2 separate regions of the Homo sapiens genome follow, and region 1 is linked to region 2. The links are chromatin loops, found by intact Hi-C in ENCODE. Cell type or tissue: adrenal gland. All regions are shown on one strand.

Region 1 (8,000 bases), 1.3 Mb after region 2:
CCTAAGTCCAAATTCCATTTTCTCTTCACTGTATCATTCAGTTTCATAATGTGCCAGTAGGTATATCTTATTACTCAAAATGTATGTTGTTATTCTGTACTACGTCTAAGTAAATACATTTTTTAATAAGATGCCTTTATGCCCAAGTGCTTACTACAGGACCATTTCCTAAGAAGGCTTAATTACTTTAAGATGCTCATGATGATAACAGTTATCACTAGATGAAAAGGGACAACAGAAGCATAATGTTTTCAAAATTGCTGAGACTATACCAAGAACATTTTGCCTTGAATTCTGCAATGCAACATGCAACAACAAAGACAGTATGGGTAATTTAAGGATATGTGAGCTTCAAAGGGCAGAAATAGGACATTCTCATTCTCTTTAACTCTGCTAAAGCCTCAAATACTGATATAGTTCAGAGCATCTTATTACTAGGAAAACATAAATCAAAAGGAGTTCGGCTAGGAGCAATAAAACAGATTAGTGTCTGGAAGGACTGACTTTAAAGAAAGTTTTAAAAGAATTAGATCCAGGTAGTCTAGATAAAAAACAGCTATGAGGAAACATTTTTTTTTAAGCTAACACTCACACCAAAGGCAGAAATTATTTTGAAGATAGATGTCTAAAAAATGCAAACAGGAATAATTGTAAATCCTTATAAAGGGAAAATTCAGGAGAAATTTCCCAGCAAAAGCTTATGGGACAGAAGAACTCTCTCCCCTATGAGTGGTGAAAAACTACATTCCTAGAGATATTTAATGCCAGGTTGGACAAAACAAGAAAAGGATTCCATATGGAATGATCCTATACTGGCCCCTAACGTGATAGAGGACTGAAGGTAACCTCTTAGATCTTTTCCGTTTATGTTTTTTTTTTAATTTTATATAGTTTTACAGGGCACTGCCTTCTGCCAATTTCTTTTCTCCCCATGATGCCCACTTTCTCCTTTCACAAAGGGAAACAAATTGTAGCCTTCATTTTAAACAGATCTCATTGTTCTCAGTGTAACATAATCCTAGGTACAAAGTTGGGAGAAACAGACCAATTTCTAAACTTATAATGGTCCTTTCCTCCCTCCCTCACCCCCAGCAATTCCTGGGGCTCTTACAAGTTTTCCCACAAACTAAAGAGGAAGTAGTTCAAATGGATTGGAAGAAGAAAAACCATTAATATCAGAAAAACCATTAATATTCTCCCTTCTTATGTCTGATCACAGAGCTGACAGTGACCCTGGGAGCTATAAGGTTCTGGGTCAAATTACCATAGGAGGTGCTGTTAAAGACTATCTTTTACCTTTCAGCATTTATGCTGAGTGACAGCAAAAGTCTACTTGCAATCCATACTTTCATAGCAATGACTTTTATCTTTGAAAAGATATAGCCTTAAACACCTACATGCTTTGGCAAATGTTATAAAAGAGTAAGTCCTAGTCATGCTCCAAACTCAAGAAGCCTTAGCCTTGCCCTCTTTCTCTATTCTGGCACTTAAAAAAAAATGTTCCTCTGCCACCCTTGAAATACATTCCAATACCTCTCCAGAAGTACTTTTCAATGAAGGCCCAAGAAAATACAAGGGCATTTGCTCCTTTAGCTGATTTGTAAGGACAAGATATAACAAAATTCAGAAGGCTCTGAAAATCTGTCCCTGAGCCCTTTACATATAAAACTAGTTTACTTATAAGAAGGAACAGCAACGGGGATGATAGCCCTCCAAGAATGGACACTAATGCCTCTTCTATCCAATCTTAACAGTGTCAATAGCTCAAGAAACGCCAATACCCTCCATCGTGCCTCTTTGAAAGTACATCCCTCCACTTAAACAGGAAGTTCATAGATGTTAACACCTAACCTTCTAAACAAAAAATTTTCAATAGCATTTTCATTTTTTATCCCTAGTAAAAATGAGACCGTTCAAACCAAAAAAGATTGGCCTCTCAGATTGAAATAAGATTTCAAGTTTTCAAAGCCCTTCCAACACTTATCTAATCCCGTCAGGAAAGAAAGCTGGCATTTGTAATCCCATTTTAAAACAGAAAAAAAAAAATGCAACTCTGAGATTAGGCAATCTGAAGAAGAACTAACTGTGGAGATTTCCAAACCTTCCTCAACAAGGGACCAATTTAAAAGGGATTATTCCAGAAAACTTTAGAGTGGGTTTCAAAAACGGCTGAATTCCTTCTGTACCCTAATCACAGGAAGGCAAGAAATAAGAAAAACAGAAAGGCACTTTGCCTAGAATTTTAGCAATGAAATATGACTCTGACCTTTAATAATCTATGAACCTGGCTGAATTTTCTCAAAAAACCTGCTGCATCTACACCCCGCAGGAACAGCCTGTTAAGCAGTTTGGGCTACCAGCTCTCAGCCTCCAAGACAGCCGCCCAGCAAAAGGCCGGCAGCTGGGTGAGAACAACCTGGAGAACCCCCTTTGCGCAATGAGGTCAGGAGTTCCACACTGCAGTGTCTCCTCATCTGAAGCTTCCAACTTTTCATTTTCAGGCGAGGTGCAACCAGGCTCTCCAAATCTGCCCCAACGCGCGCGCGCGCATACACACACACACACACACACACACACACACACACACACACACGAACACACAGACACACGAACACACAGATACACAAACACAGCGGGTGCTTGCTTCCGCTCCCCAAATAAAGAATGGTAATCAAGTTTCTCACCATCCTCATAGTTTTTGAGATAGTAATCCGGGCCCGGGCCCCCGCGGCTTTTCGCCGGGTTCCTCAGGTTCTGGAACTGCAGGAAGTCGGTCCTTTTGCCCCCGAAGCGCAGAAAGGCGGGCGAAAGTCCCCGGGCCAGGGTCACCAAGCGCTTGGAGCTGCAGAGGAAGAGAATAAGAGAGGAAAGGTTCCCAGGACAGGACGAGAGCGCGTGGGGCACGGAGAAGGGCCCTCTTCCTACTCCCTGAGGGCGACCTGGCCGGGGCTAGAGGCTCTGTGCCTGCCCCAGCCGGCAGTCCACGCTGGCCCTTGGCCGCTGCCCTGCGCCCCAGCCCGCCCTCACCGCCCGGCTCTGGGGGCTGTGCCTCCCGCTTCCAGACGCCCGCAGCGGCCCCCTCCCGCAGACACCCAGATCCTGATCTCCTAAAGGCTACAGATAGTGTTTGTTCATAGAGTGTTTGTATGGGGTGGGTGTACGTGCTACGAGCACGGCGCTAAAGCGCAGTTGCCCGGCTTCTGCCACTGCCAGGAAAGCGCTCCGGGCGGAGACGCGCTAGGCGCGCCTACCTCTGGCTTCCGACCGTTGCCAAAAACTTGTATGCTGAAAGCCGGCATTGCCTCCGCAGCCCCAGGGGCCCCACAAACCTCCGTGCAGGAGGTGAAACCTGCCTTGTTTCTCTCAGACCAGGCCCGGCGCCTGAGCTTAAGTGGATTCCTACTTTCTTTCTTTTAATGTCCGAGTTGATTTTCCTTTTTCACTATATTGTAAAAACTGCATTGTTTCCCAAATCCCCGGACGGAGAGATCCCCAGGGTAAACCCTCGCCTTTCCAAGAACACTTCTCCACTCCCGCACCACCACCACCACCACCACACACACACACAGTAAAGGCAAAGTCTCTTTGGCCCCTGAAATAATTCCGCCTGATCTCAGGAAAGGTAACATCCTCCTCCCCACCCCACCCCCGAGTTAGGCTCCATCTTTCTTCTTTCCCACTTGGGGCCGTTTGGAACCGCTAGGGAAAATGAAGCTTGCCGAAATGTGGAACCTGCGCGTTATGGGATACTAAATGAGCACAAAACAATAGCATTTGCATCTATTTAAGGTCAGGATTTCCATCAATAGGTTTTTTAAAAGCCAAAGGCTGCTGCTTTGGGAAGGAGTAGAAAAGGAGCAATGCAGATACTGATAATGCAGAGGGGATCAGCTGTTGAGTTCCGGGTCTGTAAATTATTTTTTAACGCTTTACTGTTTCAGATTCTGAAAACCCAAATCCACATGGTGACGTTAAAGAGCATCATAAAGGAGGTGGATACGAGAAAGAAAAAACAGACTCTGCTTTTGGAGAGTTTTTTGAGAAGAGACGTGGCTACCCCAGGGTCTTGTAACCAGAATGGTCGTTTGGCAGAAGTCTCCGGGACCGCACTCCAGGACAGGCACAGTCAGGGCGTCGCGTGGGCCTACTGTGGCAAAGGAGACGTCCGCGCGAATCCGGTCCTGGGGAAAGGGCAGTTCCAACAACCTTTCATCCAGAAGCCTGCACAGCCAATGCGAATGCGCCCCGCCAGGACTTCTTCCCCGAAAATCTGCCTTCCAGACTCTTTTCTGAGGCAGGAAAGCATTAGGCGAACAGGCAGATTTTTTAAAAAAAGAAAGAAAGCTGGTGGGGGAAAGGGGGTCTGCGCAGCTGAAGGAGTTCAATGAAAGTGGGACAAGCGTTGCGGAAAACTCCGTTGCACCCTACATTCGGACGAGCTCATAGACGCGCTCTGCTGCACGAAAGAGCTTTCGAAGAGGAAGCTGGGCCGCGCGGAGCTGGCTGTTCCGCCCTCGCGGCAACCGCACCAACAGGAACCGAAACGGCCTCGGCAAGGGCAGCTACAGCCTCTCAGTCCTCCGGCTACCTTTCCTCCACGTGGAAGGAGCGCTCCACGTGGCGCCTCCCGCTACCTGCCGCGTCCGCAGACCCGACCCGGGCCAGGGGGACAACCCCAAGAGCTGAGAGGCGGGCGCACCTCAAGAAGCAAAACTCGAATTTCGCAAGGAGTGAAAAATACGAAGGACGCACAACGGACCTGGCCTCGGGGCAAAGTGGGACTGAGAGCGCTGAGGGCTCTTCGAGGGGAACCCACAGCTGAGGCTCCAACTTGTAGGGAATTTTTAAAAACTCAACACTTGGATTCGACATTGCAGAGGATTTATTTCTTATTTTACACTGCAACTCTGTCCCTGATGGGAAGGGATCGCAGTTGCCTAACTGCCAAACTGCAACAACCCGGGAAGAGTGTGAGCCCAATTAGATTACAAGCCCTAGAGCAAAGGGGATCACAAACCTCCGGGTTTGCTAATCTGCTGGTGCGGAGTTCAGATCTCCGAAGCCTCCCTGGAGTATTTCTAGGACTCTTACCGCTTCCCTTATAACGCTGTGACCCCAGCGAGGATTTTTTTTTTCCTTTAAAGAAAAGCTAAACTGTGCAGTTACCGCAGGAGATTTAAGGAGGAGGAACTGGCGGGGGGAGGGGGGCATTCCGTCTATAAAAAGCGCCTTACAAAGTCCTGAAGTCTGGAAATGACAGCGGAGGATATAAAATAAAAAATTTTAACTCCGATCCAACTTGCCCACCACTCAAGCCTCTGCTTAAATTCGTTTTCTGAGAGTGGGAGAGAACTGACGAAACGATCTTTCCGTGGAAAATTCCAGTTTCGTGCAATCCCGCTTGAACACTCACACACACACACTCTCCTGTCTCACATACACACACACACACACACACACACACATACCCATTCCTTTCAGCTCTTTGTTGTTTGAGACCTTTTCTTCGCTTTTGTAACTGCTCTGAACCTCTTGTTTCTTTTTCAGAAGTAGACGGGAAGGCTAATTGTGGATATATGTAAGCACAACATTTTTTCAGTCATAACTGATAAGTTTCTGAAATGCCTTCTGCATTGCAAACATGTGCATCTTAATAGAAAACATTGCTTTTCTCAATCACTAGTTACAGCCTCACAGCACACAATCCAGGAGAAGGAAAACCTCTTTTCTTCTCTTTGAGAGATCTGCTTGGCTTATTTTCTTCTTTCCCCTTTGGAATGGGGGATAGGAAGGGCTTGAGGGGGTGTTACTAAAAAATTTTAAATGATCCATCGAAACCCCTGCCTTACCTTAGGAAATCGAGCCAGCCATCATGAATGATGGACGGATCCAGCTGCAGAGAGAGGAAGTTCTCATTGACTGTCCTGACTGGGTTCTTGGTGCTCACATCAAGTAGAATCAGGGTCTTTTCCTTCAAACCTGCAGCTCTGTCTACAGGCAAGGGTCTCCTGTCTCCAGCCTGGGAGGAAAGGGAGAGATGGAGCAACAGAGCCAAGTAGAGAGCCCCCGGGGCTAGGCACGCGGGGGGGCGGGAGTTGCTGGAGGGCATGGCTTCAGGGAAGGCACAAAGCACCCTCATTCAATCCCTCTGATTTAAACCTCTCTTCCTACTGGGTCTCGCTAGTGACTAATTGTCCTTATCTAAAGTGTGTGTCTGTCCGCCTTTTTCCCCCCTTTTTTTCCCTTCCTCCCACCACCCCCCCAACACACACACACTCTCTCTCTCTCCCGCTCTCTCTCTCTCTCGCTCGCTCGCTCGCTCGTTTTGTTTTTTTCTTTTTTTTTTTTAATTTTTTTTAATTTTTTTTTTCAGTGTTTTGGTGCTGGTGGAGCGAACTCACGCCCCTAGCCAGCCTTCCCCGTGACTCTTGCCAAGAGAACTCGTACACCGGCACCGCCCCTTTAAGAGATTTCTACTGCAGACATTTTTTAACTTTTTAAAGGTAAGGGGAGGGGAGCAGGCGGGAAGGAGGAGAAAAGGGTGGCGTTGTACCCTCCTAATTTAACCCTCTAGGGTCAGGAAGCAGAGGGAGGAATCCAAACCATGCCGTTGTACCGTCTGGGTACAGAGCAAAGGGTCTCGTTTTTACGTCCTTCCCTGAGAGGCTCTGGAGGGCGGTTCAAGCTCCGACTCCGACCCGAAAGCCCCAGCGCCAACCCGGGACGCGCTGGGATAGAGTTCCCACCGACAGCACGCTTGTTTCTCCTGACAGCGTCAGGCACTTCGTCCGCTCAGGGCCCTTTTCTGGTTGAAGCAGCAATACCAAGGGCGGTTAAGTTGCAGAGGGGTCTTGAGGCGGTGATTCCTGTCAAAGCATAGAGCCCTGAAGGACATTCCCCGAAGAGGAGCCCTGATCTCTGTGACGCGTTGGATAGCCACACCGAAGCATCCTCTGACCTCCATAGGGCAAAGAGTAGCAAGAAGGAAAAACATAGTGACCTGGTCAAGCAGCTTTTCCGATCCGAGGGCCAAAAGGGACATGCGCCCTCGCTCTGCTCTGCTCTTCCCGCAACCGAGGAATAAGCGTCTTGGGAGCGTCAATACATGCTGGCTTTGGCCAAGTCGAAGCTACCTGAGCTGTGCTTGGATAGTCAGGGCGGCTCTGCGTCCAACTGTGCCACTTCTTGGCCACTCTATTCTGCTGCACAGGTAGAGTCCCCCCTCCAGACCCTCCTGGAGGTCAATCCTATACTTAGCCCTCCTGCAGGGAAGTGCGCCTTTACAGTGCCAGATGGGACCATAGTGACACTTTCGGGTTTCCATCTCGGCCCCCAGTCAAAACCAGAGTCACATAGCCCTGGATGGGGAATAACAGCCGGAAGCCGCTGTGATGCACGACCCGCCGCTGCTCATTGAGCTTCCACCCCACAACAGCTTGCAAATTGAACTCTAGGTCCTATCCTGAAGCGCGGGAAAGGGATCAGGCACAGTTTGCTGCAGTCACATTGCTGGGCCCCACTTTCGGCTTCTTTCTGAGACAAAATGGGACTTCTACTTGGCAGATGAAGGGAACTACTTTATGTAGTGCGGGCAGTCAGAAACGCAGAAGCGTCCAGGGCCCTCCTTGGTATCAAACAAGCAAAACCCTAAAATGCAGAGCAAGGGTTTTCCCCAGAAGTGGATGGACAAGGGTTAGTCTTAAAGCCCAGCAAACGCTGTAATAGCAACCTGTATCCTCTTACCTCCACCCAGACCAGGATTAACAAATCTGAAAACAGCTGGAATAGATGACCTTCAACTGAAGTTCCCTGAAAAGCCTCTACCAACCTAAGCACCCAGGAAATCGAGATTATGTTGCATTCATCTGTGAAGCGCCATGACGACCTTCTAGAAATAGGACTGCATAAGATGAGGATATGGGAGAAAGCAAATGCAAGTCATATTATTTAAAGATGATTTTTTTAAATCAAGCTGTTACATAGTGAAGTATTGGATGTTG
Region 2 (8,000 bases):
ATTTTTAAAAAAATAAACGAAAGCTCAAGTACACCTGTGTAAAGAAAGGCCAGGCCCGCCTCTGGATGGGGCAGAGGTTTCCCCAAAGTGACCATGCTTATTTGAGACAGGGGTTCTCTTGGTCTCTAGGTGCCTCCCATCCTCTGAGAGATGCCCCCAGGGGAAATCATGGGGCCTTTTTCGCCTATGCAAATGGAGCCTGCCCACCAGAGCTGGCATTTGAGGCCAGGGAGATGAGGTGGGGCGATGGCACTGCCACTCTTATTGCGCTCATAGTTAACACATTCTGGGCTGGATGCCTCCCAGATTCCTCCCAGATAATCTCATTAGCTGCCAAAGAGAGCCCAAGCCGCATGAAAATGAAGCCACTGAATTCACATTGCTCCTCTGGAATGTCCTCCAAGACACAGCATCCACTCTTCATGATGGGAGCTATGGAGTGGCATGGGTGGCTTCCAGAGGCCTGTCCTAAAGCCAGCAGGAAAGGATGTGGGGTCACAACCTGGGCACCACCTCTGCCCATTAAAAGAGGTGCCACTAAGTGGTTGCTGGCAGCTGTCCCTGCCCTGGTCTTACCAGCTTCTCTGAGAATCCCTCAGCCCTGCCCGGGCCCCTGGAAATTCCAGGTGGGACTCAGGCACTTGCCTCCACGCAGCTCCATCCTTCTTCCTCCGCTTCCACATCCTCCAATTTCCTCTCTGCCTCTGGCTCCCAAGCTGTGACACATTCCCTTCATTTTCTACAAAGCAGGTTATTTCCCTTTTGGACAAATTTCTAAATCTTTCTAATTAACTAATTGGGTTGGGTTGAAGCCTTGTACCATTTGTAACCTGTAATTACTAGAAAATTGCCATGGTAACCACACTACTAATTAGCCACAATTTATTGCCATGGCAACCGGACCATAACAGAGATGTTACCCACACCTCCTTCTCGGCAAGTTGGCTGCATAGTTGGGGAGCAGGTGAGTCGACAGTCAGGAAGCTGGCCTCCTGGGTGCCAGCCCCAGCAGCTTTACAATGGGGGCCCAACGGGGGGCTGAGGTGGGGCAGCCAGGTACCTGCACCCCTCACTGATGCCATAGGGAAACGACTCCCAGGTCGACAAGCAAATCTTCTTCAAACCAATAGAATCCACCCATCATTATGTAGGCTGCCATGCCTATGCTCTGCCAGGCCAATGTCAAAGGCCAATTATTCAGCAAATGTCTTCTACCAGGGCTTTCCCCTCCTCTCCTCTCTCCTTTGTCACACCCTCCCTCTCCTCCATCTCTTAAGGTTTAGTACACACCAAATTCGGTCACCCAGGGGGCAGTTAGGAACATCTTTATTTAGCTTTGGAGAATGATGTTCTAACAGGGAATTAACTCCACCTTGCATCAATTAATTCTTTTATAATTTGAGGCCAGCGCATTCTCTCGGAGCTGGAGAGGCAGTGCTGGTTGTGGGAGACACCACGGCACCGGGGGTCAGAAAGTCCAAGTTTGAGCTGTGTGACCTTGGGCTCATCACTGAACCTTCCTGGGCTTCTGTTTTCTCAGCTAGAACATAAGAGTGATAATAATAATGGCTCCTTCTCGGGGCTGTCATAAATATTAAGTGAGCTGGTTTTTGGAAGGTGCCTTGGAAAATGTCAGGTGCCACACAGTCATTAGCTGGGACTATTTACCACCTGCTGGGTGAATAATATCCCTTTATTTTTTCCCAGCACTTTCAGGCTTCAAAGACCTCCTTGTTCTGCTGTTGGGGTGTGACTGCTCCTCCCTGCCCATCCCTGCTGAAGGCTTCTGCTCACCCTGCCCATCAGGCTGGGTAGGGGCTGGAGTTAGAGGGGAAAATGCCCCTTGGAGGTCCCCATTTCCCCTAGCCACATTCTGGCACTCTGATGATCTGTTCATTGGGCCCAACCCCCAAAGGGCAGCCTTGGTTGTCCTCAAGAACCATCCCTTTACCTCTGAGCCCTGGCACGCTGGCAATGCAGACCCAAGTACAAGTCGGGTGCAGACAATCCATCTCTCAGACTGCATCTGGGCCAGCCCTCAGGGACTGGGGGGTGAGACAGGGAAAGATGGTGGGGAGGGAGGGTGTGCATGCAGCTGAACTTCTCCAAGCTGTGGGTCTGAGGACCCAGGGATGAGGCAGCACAAGGATTCGTGGTGCTAAGGTAAAGCCTCTTGCTTCCTGCCTGGCCTCTGCACCTCCCCTCCTTCAGGATCACGGGAAGCATGCTCTCCAGGCCTCAGTTTCCTTCCTGTAAAGTGGGTGGGAATTGAGAAGATCTCCAAGATTGCTACTAGCTTACTTTGCAATGAATGCATCCTCCAGGGTGGACACAGGATAAGCATGTTGGGGGCTGATTCCTGTGCCCATCTAGCCCTGCACCCTCTGCATCAGCAGAGACTCTGAGGTGAGGCCCCTCGGCCAGGGAACTTGGCCATCTGCTGAGACCTTAATAGAAACAGGATTCTGGTGAATGCCATGATTCGCAGGCTGCCAAGAGCATCCAAGATATTGTAAATGAGTAGGGCAGAAATGCTGGAAACGTGGTGCAGGAATGGGCACAGAGAGAGAGAGAGAGAGAGAGTGTGTGTGTGTGTAAACATGCTGGAAAATGGGATGTGAGGATCAAGTGCAGGATGGTAACAGGGTCTCTCATCCTAAATTTCCTGAAAAATTATAAGACAAGATAACTGTGTAGGTGCTGGTGTTGCCACTCCCAAGCCTTCTGGGAGCCTTCAGAGCCTGGGCAGGACTTGACTGTGTGGCGGGTATTAGACAAGGATACACCCCCGCTCATCCTTCCTGCCCTGTCTCTGCAGAATGTTAAGGCAAGGGGTGGGGCAGCAGGACAGGCCCCATCATTTGTTTCCTCTTGACAGAGGAGGGATTTGCACTGGCAAAGCCTGGGGGTGTAGCCTAGGGGTATAACCCAGAGAGGCTAGCCACAGGCTTGACATTTCTTTAAAATCTCTTGTGTTGAGAAAAATGCACACAAAAATTACATTTCAATTCTATAACATATCTGTGTTTGTTTTAAAAGAAACGCAATGTTCCCCCCGATACTCATCAAATGCATCTGACACCCCAGGGAAAAGGTCTCTGTGTGTCCTGGGCTTTGGGTACCCCTAGCAGGCCCGTGCTGCACTTCCTGGGGGTCCCGGGCCCTGGCTGGGGAGCCTGTCACTCCAGCCCTGCCTGGTCCCTGGCTGTCAGATCTGGCTTCACTCCCGATGAAAGGCCAGCGCCCACCTGGGAAGCTAGGAGGCCCCTTGGCCCCCACTCTGTAGCCCCTGGTTGAGCTCACTGGTGAGGATCTGCCAGAAGGCCTCAGCTGGGCTTTAGGCATCTCCGTCTCCTTCAATAATGACTTCCTATAAATCAGATCTGCCCTCCGCTTTGTTCCATACTGCTCCCAGCCAACAGCAAAACTCCCCACCTGACATCATAAATCCACCTTCATTTTCTTTCCGAATTTCTTTTAAGGCTTCTTTAATCACCACCTTGCAGCCTGGACAGATGCTGCCTCAAAGGGTGAGGCCAAAATGCAGAGTTCCTGGGGAGGAGGCGAGGCCTAGGGGAGGCAGGGCAGGCAGGAAGGAGAGCAGAGAGATGGACCCCAGAGGGGATGGGGATGAAGATGCCGCTGGCCATGCCCAGGACTGGAGGTTTGGGGGGACACACAGAGAATGTTTCCCAGGCAGGGGCTGGGCCTGCTTCTCTTGTGCATCCCCCTGTACCTTGCACAGTGCTCCCTGTACCCAGGAGGTGCCCAGCAGAAGGCCCTGGCATCGCTCTGGCAGAGCCTCAGAGTGGAAGGTGTTGGTATTTGCTATACTAGGTGGGCACTGCCCGTGTGCCAGGCCATGTGCCAGCCATGTCCCATGTGCGCCTCCTTTCGTTCTCACAACACTCTCATTTTGAAGATGAGAAAACTGAGGCTGGGAGAATAGTTTGCCCACTACTGCCTAGGCTGTAATGCACAGGGTAGGCTGGACCTGCACCTGTGGCCTGGCTCCAGACCCTGTCCCCTCACCTGCTAGTTCAATGTCCTCAGAAAAGCTGAGGGGCATGCCCAAGGTCACTGGGGCCTGGACCGCGGAGGCAGTGCAGGACTCTTGCCTCTCACCTTCCCCTCCTCTTTTTCCATCTGGTTCCACGCCAGGGCCTTGGCCATGTCCAGAACCCAGTTCCCAGGATTCCCAGGCAGGGCAGCTCCCGGCACTGTCCCGGCTTCAAGAGGCCTCAAGCAGCTGGGGAAGTTGGGGACCAGGGGATGGGAGAGTGGTCTTCCTACTGCCCCAGTCTCTCTCCCAATCTCTCGCTTGGCCACCCTCCCGGGGCCCTCGAGTCCCCCGAGAGCTGGCATGGTGGCCACTAGATGGCACTGTGACCCAGCGGAGCAGCTGCAGCTGCGGAAATGGATAATGTCTAGAGAGGAGGCCTCCCCTCCCCCTCCCGCAGTGCTGAAGGCCGGTACCTGGATAGCACCTTTGCCTAGCCTGCCCTGGGGTGGCTGGACCTCCCCCGCTGTCCTGAACACTCAGCCAGGCAGCTGCTTCAGCCACAACAACCCGGGTGGGGCTGCCTCAAGTCCGGGTGCCAGCCTGGGGCTGTCATCCCAGTGGGTGTGGGCCTCCCCTCACAGCCCCTCCTGTCTTGCAGGCTGGTAGGGTTCTTAAGTTGGAGGTCATCGGAAAGGTCAGCGGGCTGTGGCAGTTTAAGCATCAGGAGGAGATGGGGCTCTAAGTGCTAGCTCTCTACCAACCTCCTGTGTGACCTTGGGCGAGTCCCTTCTCCTCCCTGGATCTCCGTCTGTTCTTTGTAAAATGGGAGGTTCTCCCAGGTCATACAGCTCTCTAGCAGGCAGGTGCTGTGTGGCTTGGCTCCAGGGACCTCCCAGCTCCCTGAGTGCACATCTGGACATGGCCTGCCCCTTCTGCCTGCTTTCCTCCCAGCTTCTCAGGCCCCCTGGCACCACAGTGGTGCTGAGCGCTGGCCACGCGCCCAAAGCCTCAGCCATCAGGCCGGGCTCAGCATGGCGGCCCTTACATTTGGGGTCCATTCCTGGGGCTCGGGGGTGGGGGACACTCCGGGCTAGTTTTCCAGCCAGACGTCCATGTGTCATTAGCTGAGTGACAAGGGGGGCTACAGGGTAGTGTTGGGGGGCTTGGCGGGCAGGGAAAGGGTGGGCTGGAGAAGGCGCGCAGACAGAATAGTAACATGGTGGGCCAAATAGGTTCTTGTCAGCCAAATGGCTTTTGGAAGTCTGCAGAGCTGTTCGAACACGTCCTCTGGGCACGCCAGCTGCCCCAGCCTCCCTCTGTTCCTCCACCAAAGCTGCTGCTTCTTCCTTGAACTGCCCGTCCTTCCAGCCCAGCCGGCACAGTTGGCTGGTGCTTCCATCCCCACTGTGCTCCTCATCTGCCTCCTCTGGGTCTCCTCCTTCCCGCTCCTCGGTTCTGTGCCAGCCCAGCCAGCGTGAACAATGCCCCCTTCATGCTCAAACCCAGCCGCAACCTCCAGATTCTTTTATTCTGTGTCTAGCCTGCTCTCCCAGTCCTTGCCTCCCTTCCACCTTGTCATTTTCAAGTGCTTCATCCCCCCAGTGCACCCCCCTTCCCTTGCAAGATCAAGGCACTTAATTGCCAAGCCAGCCCAGTGCACAGAACTGGCAACTATGCAGAAAAAATTGACTGTACAAATCTAGGCTGAAGCGCCTGCATGTTTATTTCTTTTCCGGGGGAAACATAGTTTATTACTGATACAGCCTTTCCATGGTACCTTCACGCGCGGAGCTCTCAGGCACTTAGATGGGGCTTGAGCTGTGCTAACCATTTTATTGTCTAGTCATTTGTTCCCACAAACTTTGTAAGACAGGTCAACATTAATCTCCCCCTTTCACCAGGGTGAAAAGTGGCTAGGGAAAGGCATTGTAAACTCAGGAGAGGCAGTGACAACCCTTTCTGGGCAGGACTTTGAGATGATGCCACCACCCAGGTGTCTGGAGGCAGGGTGGTACCCCAAAGGACCCCTCAACCATCCTTCCAGCCCCAGGATTCAGACTGAGGGAGGCTGCCACTTTGGAAGCCTCTGCTGCACACGTTGGGATGGGTATGTTGGGAAGGCCGACCAACAAGAGGATCTCTCTGTCCCAAGTGCAGGTCTGGTATGAATGTGGCTTAAGTTCACATGACAAGTTGTTGTGTACAGCTCTGGCTTCCTGATTTTTGGCACCCAAAACAGGAACTGGATTGCTCTGCCATCAGCAGTCTATTGGCAGATTATCAGAGTTTAGTCAGCAGCCGTGCTGGAATTAGAAAAACAGCCTTCCCTAGAAAGATCTCCCTGTCAGAGAGTCTGACAATAGGTCCCCCAACCAGAAAGATGAGGGGAGAGCGTGCCTTCAAAAAAAAGTGCTGGAGAGGTTTTGGAACAAGAACTCAATTCTTTGAGCTCAGTTATCCGAGACGGGACCCAGCTGAAGCCTAGGGATTTAGCACTCAATTCCTGGTTGCTTATGTGTAAGTAAATAATTTCATCTGCGATTTGGCAATAAAGAATGCTTTAAATCTCGGCTTTTGTGATTTGTCAGTTTTCTCCTACAGAACCTGCTCACCCATCATTGAGGTTACCAGAGGCAGTGGGGCAAGAGGTTCCAGGGAGAAAATGATGTGGTGTTCTCACATCCCACTTTCCAGCAAGCCAGATGTCCCCTCTTGGGTACCCCAAAACTCGTACCTGCCAGATATCTCACCAATGCTTGGAGAGGCAGTGTGGGAGAAGCCTTCTGTGGGTGGCAGGATGGAATGGAGCCTTCATCTCCCCTCACCAGGGACATAAGGCCACCCTTTCCTTGTGGTCTCTGATGAATTAGACTCAGCCTTGCAGGGCCCTGGCCCCCAGCCCCAGCCCCTCCAGCATACTACCTCCCATGTCACTCTGCATACCTGTATATTTGCTGACCCCAGCCTCAGCAGCCACATCTCTGAGCGCCAGAATGCCCCGGGAGAGGTCACTGGCCTCAGGGTCCATTTCAATGAGGGCATCAGGGCCCACATTACCGTAGGCGTAATTGGCAATGTAGATAGAGTAGCGTCCAGAGCCCTGAGGAAGAAGGGAAGGGAGAGGTGAGCAGGGCCACCTTGGCTCATCCCAGAAACCGCCCCCTCCCCACCCCAGGTAGGACCATAGCTCTTTCACAGGGTTGGGTTCTTCTCCCCAGGTCTGTTGCAAATGGCCTTGCAGGCTGTGCATGGCGCATTTCCAGAGGGGCTTTTCACAAAGGCTACCATGTGAATGACACTCCCAGGAGTTGTACAACAAAGCAGGCTGCTTTTCCTTCCATCCTGTTCCAGAAGAACACACCCCTCCCTCTCCCCCACAACCACCTTTTTATAGACAATTTTCTAATGTGCCTCCCTCCAGCTGAGCTCTCTCCAGCTGCCAGCCAGGGTAGCTGCTCAATAAATATTTGCTGATTGATTGATCTACCAATTCCCATTATTCTCAGTCTCTCTCTCCCATTCAAGCTCACTCCAGCCAAGATGACAAGCAAATTCCTGAGCCATCTCCCTCCCCCTGTTCCCACCCCGCGCTTCTTCATTCCTCTGTTTTGGTAGCACGAGAGGCACAGATTTGCAGGGGTCCTACTTCCCTCGTCCCTTCCCTTATTTCCCCTGTATTACCAGGAAGAAAGATAATATCACTTCTGTCTTTATAACACTGTCTCAAAGATTTGCTTTTCCCTTTGCATCCAGGAGCAGCCCTGGGCACCAGCTCCTCCGTGCAAGAGTCATTCTCTTCTCTAGTCCAAAACACTGCTGATGAAAGACTCTTCTCTTCTGCCTGTTATTATAATGGTGCTATTTCTTCAATGGATGACTTCTTCCCAAGAGATCCACACACTTTCTAAATCAGTTTTCTGGCTTTTCTCTCATCCTTTTCATCACTTCCCTCCAATTAATTGGACAGTAAATATTTCTTAAGCTCTAACTATGTGCC

The links. Peaks named below come from ENCODE experiments on the same cell type or tissue, not always from the same donor. Only the 100,000 strongest peaks of a DNase experiment are listed, where the experiment ranks them.
Region 1: it touches region 2 in a loop (4-fold over the local background); 9 of 110 quality-filtered maps call a loop at or near these places.

What each region holds. Positions count from the first base shown.
Region 1 is chr10:99,229,664-99,237,663 of GRCh38, forward strand. HPSE2 (heparanase 2 (inactive)) reads right to left here and starts at 6,189. Exons shown (of 12, transcript NM_021828.5): 1 at 5,850-6,189; 2 at 2,685-2,842. The coding sequence starts at 6,139. RefSeq lists a silencer at 4,499-4,618 and enhancers at 6,766-7,266, 7,267-7,767. In adrenal gland, no CTCF peak of the experiment used is centred here; a DNase peak (open chromatin) is centred at 4,591; H3K4me3 peaks cover 1,778 bases; H3K27me3 peaks cover 5,104 bases.
Region 2 is chr10:97,910,554-97,918,553 of GRCh38, forward strand. CRTAC1 (cartilage acidic protein 1) reads right to left here. Exons shown (of 15, transcript NM_018058.7): 5 at 6,947-7,103. Among named protein-coding and RNA genes, the nearest start is that of MIR3085, 39 kb to the left of the region's middle. RefSeq lists an enhancer at 3,940-4,516. In adrenal gland, a CTCF peak has its summit at 4,377 (motif pointing right); a DNase peak (open chromatin) is centred at 4,298; H3K27me3 peaks cover 773 bases.